2 separate regions of the Homo sapiens genome follow, and region 1 is linked to region 2. A link is a contact called in ENCODE Hi-C or POLR2A ChIA-PET data. All regions are on one chromosome and are shown on one strand. The core of a region is the stretch at or near the end of the contact, and the rest is flanking DNA. Distances in the headings are between cores, read along the strand shown.

Region 1 (4,938 bases), core at 1,273-3,772, 220 kb before region 2:
GGTGACCCCTCCAGGCCTGCCCTGTCCCAGGGAGCTGATCCCAGAACCCCCATGCTATTCATGAGCTGAGCCCCATCAGGCCTGACAGAAATCATCATCATCCTGATAGATTTCAAATAGTCTGTCTGATTATCCCTGTAAACCAGCAATGGACCCCAGAAATCTTACCCAAACTTGGTTTCTCAAACTGTGGATTGCTTCTGGACATGACATAAAAATTCTCTGTTGTGCTGAGTTTGCTGACTTGGAGTTTGGACAACACACCCACCCCATGTTCTGGGGATGCACCCAGCTGTTGTCCTCCCCAGTCTGTAGCAATCAGATAACCTGGTTATCCCGTCCAAAGTTCAGAGAAGAATGGATGGGGCGGGTTTGGCACTTGTGCCTTTATTTCCTCCTAGGGTAGGGATTGGACCAAGTAACCTCTCAGTGATATAACAAGCACAAAGTATGGTCACACAGGCCCTCCTCAGGTCACTGCCCAGGTGTGAGATCAGGACAATTATTAACTTACTCTTCCTAAGCTTCCATTTCCTTACTCTTAAAATAAGGCTAATAATAGTACTTCCCTCCAAGTACCTCCCTCTGTCATGAGAATTCAAAGAACTAATCTACGCAAAGAGCTCAGCACAGCAGTTTCTAAGCCCTTGCACACAGCAAGGACTCAATGTGTGTGAGCTATAATTACCATGAATACTTCTGCAGACCTTCCTATTTTAAGGAAGGAAAAGACTGCCTGCATTTGGGTGGTGGGCTCCATCATCCTCCGGTAGAGAAATGTCTGCAGACTCAGAGAGCAGTCCCATGCCCAGTGCCAGCCGAGAGAAAGCTGCCTGCTCTGTCCATAAGCAGAGCCCACCAGGAAGACTCAACATGGATTGTTAGGTGTGAACTCATTATTCTTGTCTTATAGGTCAAAGTATTATTAACAGAAACAAAAGGGGAACCAAGAGAAAAGGCATATAGTAGACAGATAATGGCCCCCTAAAGATGTCCACATCCTAATCCCTGGAATCTGTGAACATGCTACCTTACATAGCAAAAATGGACTTTGCAGGTGAGACTAAATTACAGATTTTGAGAAGGAGAGATTATCCTGGATTACTTGGGTGGGCCCAGTGTAATCTGAAGGGTCCTTATAAAGGAAAGAGAGAGGAAGATGAGAGTCAGAGAGGAGATGTGATGAGGCCAGGGTCAGAGAGAGATTTGAAAGTGCCACCCTGCTGGCTTTGAAGGTGGAGGAAGGGGCCAGGAACCAAGGAAGGCAGGTGGCTCCTAGAAGTTGGAAAAGGCGAGGAAGTGGGTTCTCTCCTAGAGCCTCTGGAGAGAGAGGGGCCCTGATGACACCTTCATTTTGTCCCAATGAAACCCACTTCAGACTTCTAACCTCCAGAGCTCTAAGAAAGTAAATTTGTGTTGTTTTTTCTTAATTTTGAGATAGGGTCTCACTCTGTTGTCCAGGCTGGAGTTCAGTGGTCTGATCACGGCTCACTGCAGCCCCAACCTCCTTGGGCTCAGATGATTCTCCCACCTCAGCCTCCTGAGTAGCTGGGATTGCAGGCACACACCACCATGCCTGGCTAATTTCTGTAATTTTTTTTGTAGAGACAGGGGTTTCATTATGTTGCACAGGCTGGTCTTGAACCTCTGGGCCCAAGCGATCCACCTGCGTCGGCCTCCCAGAGTGCTAGGATTACAGGCATGAGCCCCCTTGTCTGGCCTGGAAACTAGTATAAAGCATTTCAAATGTTGAACTGGCAGGGCAGACCCAGGATGCTCATGCCATTTTGGAATCGAGTGAATGAAACAGTCTCATCAGTGAAGGCTCAGACAAATGGTGAAGCCTGCTCCAATGTCAAGGCCCCTTGGCTTTGAAATATGCGTCCCTCAATTTTCTCTGTGTTGACCGAGAGACAGAGGGTGGATGCACAAGAATTGAGAGAGAGAAGGCTTTACAAGGAAATGACCAGAGTCCCCGGCCACAAGACAAGGGATTCTACCTGGTCTCCTGTGGGGTGGCACCTGGGGGCTGATGGCGTTGGTCCCCATGATCACGTACTCGTAGTGCACGCCTGGGTTTGGCTGCTGGTGTATCATCTGCTGACACAAAAATCAGTGTTACCGCACTTGGCACGTATGCACACCCCTTCTGGGTTTCAATGGCATTTGCAGAACTACTGAGAAATGACTGGGTTGGTTCACTCTAGTACGCATCCAGTAATATCAGTGAACCTGTGGCAGATTAAACAAAGTTATTCCTGGATGGCTTTTTGTCATTTACTTTTGAAGAATGAAGAACTTAGGCCGAGCAAATCAGAAGAAGACTAAGCTAAGAGTCAAGATTTTCTAAACTCCAAAGGAGAAGATGGAGCAACGGTAGCAGAACCTTTCTGTCCTTAGATTTTGCTCAGTGCTCTTGAAACATCCAACACAGATAAATACGTGTACACTGCAGGAGAACTGTTTTAACACTAGGTGGCGTGACAAAGTCATGCGAACAAGCAGCAGACCTCCTGGACAGAGCCACCCCGGGATGCTTTAGGTTCCCTCAAAGTTCTTGACCTGGCTGGTGAGGCTGGCCCCCAGGTCCCTCCCTCTTATTCAGGGAAAGCCCCAGAAACACAAAGACATGGGGCCAGGAAAACAAGTAGAAGCGACCCAACTCTTGCTGGGTCATATTCTCTTAGGAATGATGACAAAAATAGGATGGCAAGCAGGAATCTACGTAGGACTGTGGAAGTCAGCAGCTGAACATTGTCTGGGCTGAAAACATATTAAATGAGCATGGCCCAACAGAATACGTCCCTCCCTATTGGATTTAGAGCACACAGTCTTTGCTGCCCATGGATTTCCTGATGGGGAGCAGGGTGGTGGGCTAAACCCAGCAGCAGAATGAGAATCCACAGTGTAAATATGAGCCGTGCAAGGAGACACGGTCGGGTTTGATGTTTCTGTCTCTGCTGCTTTATAAAGCAGCTCTCCTATTGACCAGCTGTGTAACCTAGAGCAAGCCCCTTCACCCTGCAGTTTTTGATTTCTTCCTTGGGGAAGGAAGAGGTTAGAATCATGTCACTTTCAAAGGTCCTTTCCAGCTAGAAGCATCTCTGAGTCACTCCTGCATGGTGGGTCCTGTGTCTATTCTTCCTGTTTATGCCATGATCTCTTGCCACTCCCTACTGATGAAATGGGTCTTCATTTTATAAATTACCCAAAGGAAGGCAGACCTGAGAACCCCTGGGATTCTCCTACCCAGGAACCAATATCAAACCATCGGCGTTGCAGAAACGTGGTGGGCACTGAATCCCCAAGGGACACGGTTGTGTGACCTCAGGTTCCTGCTGTGTATCCCTCATCCCCTCACTCCCTTTTCACACAATCTTCCTCTCGGTCTGTGGCTGGAAATCCTCCCTCCCTCTCTGGTGCCTCTTCTGCCTGAGCATTCTGCCAGTGCAAAACCTTGTCCCGTTTATGAAATTGCTGTTGGCTTCCATTCCTAGACCACCCACAGTAGGCCTTTAACAACCTGAGTTTTTACCTCTGATGCCATTTAAAATATATTCAGATTCAACCAACCAACTGGACAGTCTAAAAAAAAAATCCAAAATAAACTACAACAAGGCTTCCTTTGTAATTTCGAGTCTACTAGGCCCAAGAGGAAAGGACATAGAACTGTGTGTAGGTGGAGAAGTAATGACAATGCAATTAATAATATTTCTAAAACTCTGACACAGCAAATATGTTAATCAGCTCAGCTTTGGGGACAGAAATAATGTGTATATTCATGGGTGATCTCAATCTTTTTATCAAAATGTTATTTCAAGCTTTTATGTCTTATCACCCTTTATTTCCTGGTCTTTTAAGAAGATTGAATTCTAGTGGTTTCCTTTGAACGTAAGGACCATTTAAAACTCTTGAGCAATTTAATATCTTAGTTTCACGTAAAAGAAATTAAGGTTTTGTCTTCTATGAAGCAGGGAGCTTCTAGTAAATCTCTCTACTGTGACTCTCAGCTTTATTGTTTCATCTGGAGGGCTCTGGAGCTCTCCTTTCTTCATTTGCTCTCAGAGTCTGAACAGGGCTGGGAGCTGGGAGCGGTCCTGCCTTCCTTTAGGCTCTTGCTTTCTTTTGCCATAAAAAGAAAACATGCCAAATTAGCAGTATAAGGAAAGTGCCTGGAGGAGATCCAATGCTCATGAAATAAAGGGCATGTTTTGCCTCTGATTTGGTTCAACAAGTAAAATTGGTTTTACTGGGTCAATAAACTCCGAAGGTAATAAGCATCTGGTGGAGTTGGAGGTTGCTGTGAGCTGGGCCCATTCAGAAGTAAAGGCAAAGATGAACGCCAAGCATTCAAGGAGTGCCTCCAACAGGCTCTGCTCAAAGGGTTTTTATTGAGTATGGGCAATGATTTGTTGCTTATTTGTTCAGAGTATGTTCCTTAGAAGTGACAAGATTCAAAATCCAAAGAACAGTCCAGAAACATCCAAACTCACGTAGACATCCAAGATCTCGTTGGTGGGACCTTCCGCCAAAAAGGACTCTCCGGCAGTGCTCGAAATCTCATTTGGACGCTTGTAGGTGAACATGGTCCCTCCGCCCTCGTATTTTCCTGGTCGATCAATTGCCCAGTTCCCATTGATGATGGAGCGTCCAGAACGACTTCTCAGGGCTGTTGAGAAAAATCAGACAGTTCTTTGGGTAAGCCCAGGGTGTGCACAAGAAACAGAACTGACTCCCCCAGTTTCTGGCTTCTTCATTCATCAAGGTTTTTGACAGGATCCACTATGTGCCAGGCAATGATCCAGGCCCTGGGGCGCCATTAGGCATCTAGATTACATCCCCTTGGGCTTAATCACTGCTTCAACCCACCCTAATCCCTTCTATCACTTGGACTTAGTATAGAAATGTAGGGTGGGGGCTGGTTAGGTGAAAAGGATG
Region 2 (4,766 bases), core at 77-2,576:
AATTCTCCAAATAGGTAACAGATGGCAAACTTTCCTGGGGAAAGTAGCTTCAGACTTAACACCTACCTAGGATCCACCACTTTTTAAAATGAAGAGTCCATTTGAGGTTCTTTATTAATTTCATATCAAATGGTTCCTACTGCCTGCAAGATACAGTATGGTGAAAGCAGCCAATAAAATATGTGGGATTTGGAGTCCAACAGACCCAGGTTTGATTTCTAGCTCTGCCACTAGCTGTGTAAAATTAAGTTAGATGCTTTGCTTCTTGAAGTCGAAATGCCCTTGCTGCTCATCTACCATTGTATAACTAACATGTAATCATTACTTGGCCTGGGGGTTGATTTTACTCCACTTACTTACAAGCTAATGAGTTAATCTATCATGGTTTCATGGATACTAGCAGAGAATCTTGGATAATGAGACAAAGGACTTTATTACTCATGGCACAGCAAGTAGCATGGATATCAGTGTTTGCAGTCGGTTCCCCTTGTCTCCAAGTCCACAGGGGCAATGCAGAGAGGTCCAGACATATTCCACATGCAGTGTGTTTGCAATGCAGTGGATGAATACTGAGCTTGGGAATGCACTGCATTCACAGCAAGCAATAAACAAGCCTGTTCTTCATTCTGGAGGTAGGCCTTCCCTCATTTCTAAATGTTGCTTACTGAAAACACAGTCCTGAAAAATGGGTCAGGTAAAGGGGATCATGTCCTCATATTCTGGTCATACCTAACATGACATGTAGGAGTATGAGTAAACCCATGGAGGACTGCTTCCAATAATAACATGATTAAATTATCCCCCCAGTTCCTACAACTCGGTATCCAAAGATTCCACCTGCCTCCTCCCTCTCTCTCAGAAATGCTTCCTTTTTTGAAAAAAAAAAAAAATCCATCCTTTTATTTTTCTTTTTGCATCACGCTCAAAGAATTCTAAAATGTTTGACCTGGAAGGCATTTTTCAAAGCAAGCAGTTGTAAAATTTTAGGTAGCTATTAAAACTTACACAGAATTTTTGTAATGCATGGAGAAGTGCTTCATATAATGTTAAGAGAAGCAGCAGGATCCAACATATTTATAATACCTAAAAATACACTACATATACATGATAGTTTTCTGTGTTTTACAAATTCTACACTGAAAATGTATCTCACTTCTCTACTCAGAAGAAAACTGAAATGCTTTAGCTCACCCCCTTTACTTTGCAGATGAGGAACTGAGAAGCATACAGGTTCAATGACCTCCCACAACACCCCACCACCCCACCCCCTGCCGCAGGCCCTTTGCAGAGCTGGTAATGAAAGGCACAGCCTCTGATTTTCAGTGCGGTGACTTTGGCCCTTGCCTCTGGGGATTTGGGAGGGACAGCAGGGCAAAACTGGGTAGGGAGGATCTGGCCAAGGTAACCATGACCATCTGAACCTGGGGAAGAAGTCCTCTGCATTTAATGACTGTTGGCAGCTGGACTCAGGTTTCCCTGCCCGTTACTATAACTGGCATGAGGGAGAAGATGAATTCCCTTAGGCCTGGGCTTCTTATGGTAAGCTACTCATTGTTCAAAGTTGGCAGCCAACTGTGATGTGGCTTAACCCAGGGCAAAACAAAGCCCTGAGACTCCAGTAGGTAGAGCTGAGGTTGGGCTCTGGTGCAAACTCCTGAAGGGCTGGCTTCAACATGAGCTATATGAATTACTTGTCTAGACAGTTCCCATTTCACTGAATCATTAAGTGGTCCTCCCGCCCCCTTAGCAATGTTCATAACTCACATAAGCATCTTTCTCAATCACATACTTCTTTTTCCTTCACTATTATTTTCAAATGACATTACTGCATCATTGTACTTTTTATTTTATTTTTTGGTAGTGAAGACTTTGCTATTCCCTAACTGCAGGAGAAAAACCCAACAAAAGTTATTAGAAGATCTAACTGGAGAAGTGGTTAATTTGCTCAGTTGAGTTAGAATGAACCCCTTGGAGCTTCATGGGGTTTGTCTCTAAAGTCCTGCAGTCTAATTCTGGTCCTGCTTCCATGGGGAGGGCATGTGGCTTTCTGATACCTGTCAAAGACAACTCAAAGTAACATTCCAACACCAAGTCCAAGCTTTTCTCCAGGCACAAAGGATATGGAGTCCAAAGATTTGGTCTTTGCCTTCCTGGAGCTTGGGGTGTAGAGGGAGGCAGATGAGGTTCTAGGTGGCAATGTGGGGAGGTAACTGCTAGAAACTGCCTGACTACTCCCCTTCTCTCCTCAGCCCCCACCTTTCAAACTTTGGGACAATGCGGGGAGCAGTGTCTCCAGCTGAGAACATACCAGAAGGGGAAGATCTGAGTGTGGCTGAAAGAAAAACACACAACTAAGTACAGGCCTTTCAGTATACTTCCTGAAAAATCTTGTGTTCTACAAAATAGTGCAGTTTATGAGAGAAATAAGAGCAAACAACTCAAAATCTGTCCAGCTTTTTAACCAGAAGCCAGGAAAACCCAAATTGGTTCCTGGAATATAATTTGACACCCCAAGTAAGAAACTCAGAACTCTGGAGTCTGTCTCAGGGAATATTAAAAACATACAACATCAAAAAAGTGGCACACTGGCTTGCAGGTGCTGGGGCAGGGCGGTGAGGCAGAGCTCTGAGCCAGCGGGGTAGCCATTACAGGTGTACAGGAGGAAGCACAACCAACTGCAGTCCTGGAGCTTCAGCGACCTCCCCTGGGGGCAGCCCGAGGCATGTGCTCATGTCTCATTTTAAATTTGCCTAATACACATCTAAAAAGGCTCCTGCCTATGCAACACCCTACTGAGAGTTTTGGGTTGTGTGTGAGTGTGTGTGTATGTGTTTGTCCTGTTGAAGTTTTCAATTCTGCTCCCACTATTCCACTTCCCCCTGCCTAGGAAAACTTACAGATGAACCAAACTAACTTGCATGGCACACTGATAACATTCTACCTTTTACCAGTTATTTGTGAACTAAGCAACGTTGTAACACAAGTTGTAACAGAACAGGCTGCACCTCACAGGGCAGCTGAGCCTGAAACACAAACCCCATGGAGCTGGCAGAAGGGTCCTGCCATGGCAGTAGCCTTGGGCCAGTTCAGACCAGGAAAGACAACCTGCTCTTCAGGCCGCCGTAAGTGGTGGAAATGGAATTGTGGGATACAATGGGATCATCTGATCCTTTACGCAAGTTGAAAGTTTAACGTGTTGTTTTGTGTGAATTACATGGATTTCTATAACCTTGTGTTGACATTCTTGTATCTGATGGGATGTCAGTGTGGGGCACTTGTGCTGGAGGGGACTAAAGGTTCGACAAAGCAGGCCACCTGCAAACAACCTGGCCTTGGTTGGCATGGGCCTTACGGGGTAGAGTCAGTCTCTGGAGACAAATTTACTGTCTCTGTGCCATGCTGATGGCAAGCTCCTCTTGACAGTACATGGGGAAGGAAGAGTGAGAGAGTCAGTACAATCCAATACTTAACCCTGGGCAGTTTGGAGGGAGAGGCTGAAACAGATCACTCATCCTGACGGGTAATGCATTGTTCTAAACATCATGGTGCACAACCTAAATTACAGAAGGAAAAAAACCAAAAAACACAAACCTGGAGGCAAAAGATATTTGATTCCTAAGATCTAGATCAGCAAAACCACAGATGGGAGTTAAGGAACAACATGGCCATAAACTCAGCAGACCATAAACTCCTTACGGGCAAGGACCACTCCTGACACCATGCCTGAACACAGAAGGTGCACGATCAATTCTTTTTGAAAGAAAACATTCAGTATGACATGTGGGCATGAACCACATTTAGAAAACATGTTCGTGCATTCTTTCCCCTCAAAATAAATAAAACACCATTTTACCACTTTACAAAATTACTCAAAAGTTTTAAAGGTTTTCTTGTAGTTTTTCAAATTCCTTCATTGTTTGCTTCTTGAAACAAAACAAAGAACTGGATCTTCTGCTTATACAAAGAGAACCAGCCCACTTTCTAGTATTCTTAGACTTCATTAAGCCTAAGCTGATACTATTAATCGCATGGGTATCGCCAAGAGCTTCTGACACTTTCCAAATTACAGGACTTTCCTGTTGCAAGATCAGATAACTGTATTATTTGGCATTTCATTACCATTTGCCTTACCTATTTGAAGCTTATTTTTCCATCTATGTTTCTGTTCCCATACAAACTTGAACCACTTAAATTTCCTCTACTTTTGCAAGATTTTATTTTAAAGTTGGAAACTTGATTTTTAAACTTTTGCTTTTGACCGCTGCTTTTCCATTTTTACATTTGCTATTTTAATCACAAATTTTGCCCCTGTTTGATTTGGCTGTCTACTTTTGGCTGCCATTGTTTTAAAACCCCATCTTGTTCCTTTTCTATATCTAATTTTGCATTTCAGCTCTTCAATTTTCTTCCCCAAACTCTACAAAAGTCTTTTTAAAGTACATGTCTGTTTCATTCACTCTCTTGGACAATGTTTAAACAGATACTCAACGAACCTCTGTACAGAAAGAGATTGTTGGTACTAAAGCAAAAGAGAATAATTGTGGGAAAAGGTATCAGTGAAGATGTGAAGATGCAGTGTTCTGGGCATCTTAGAGAAGAATCTCTGTACTACCTAGTGTAATCCTGCAAGGATGGGGAGGTGAGCATAAGGAAGGGAATCTGTTGAGGTAAAGGCAAGGACTGTGCTCAAGATTCATCAAGATGAATATCCCAATACTGTCATGTTGATGTCATGTGGCTATCATGTGCCCTTGAAATGATGGGAT

Evidence for each region. Hi-C counts contacts between places; a loop is a spot of excess contacts on that map. ChIA-PET counts read pairs that join two places held with the same protein, here RNA polymerase II (POLR2A). Pooled maps may share reads with other maps.
Region 1: a loop to region 2 is called in a pooled map, with 2.7 times the contacts of the local background. The contact joins two enhancer-like sites. A Hi-C loop is called at or near these places in 2 of 50 pooled maps. POLR2A ChIA-PET finds 5 or more read pairs at or near these places in 3 of 52 experiments (BJ, IMR-90 and WTC11).

What each region holds. Positions count from the first base shown.
Region 1 is chr15:71,728,280-71,733,217 of GRCh38, reverse strand. It overlaps THSD4 (thrombospondin type 1 domain containing 4), which reads right to left. Exons shown (of 18, transcript NM_024817.3): 9 at 4,494-4,669; 10 at 2,001-2,097. Among named protein-coding and RNA genes, the nearest start is that of THSD4-AS2, 39 kb to the right of the region's middle. Within about 2 kb of position 2,522, at least 4 of the 41 ENCODE cell types and tissues checked have a DNase peak (open chromatin) inside an H3K27ac peak, as active enhancers do.
Region 2 is chr15:71,505,062-71,509,827 of GRCh38, reverse strand. All of the region lies in intron 7 of THSD4 (thrombospondin type 1 domain containing 4), which reads right to left. All of the region lies in intron 2 of LOC107984716 (a long non-coding RNA gene), which reads left to right. Among named protein-coding and RNA genes, the nearest start is that of THSD4-AS2, 180 kb to the left of the region's middle. Within about 2 kb of position 1,326, at least 2 of the 41 ENCODE cell types and tissues checked have a DNase peak (open chromatin) inside an H3K27ac peak, as active enhancers do.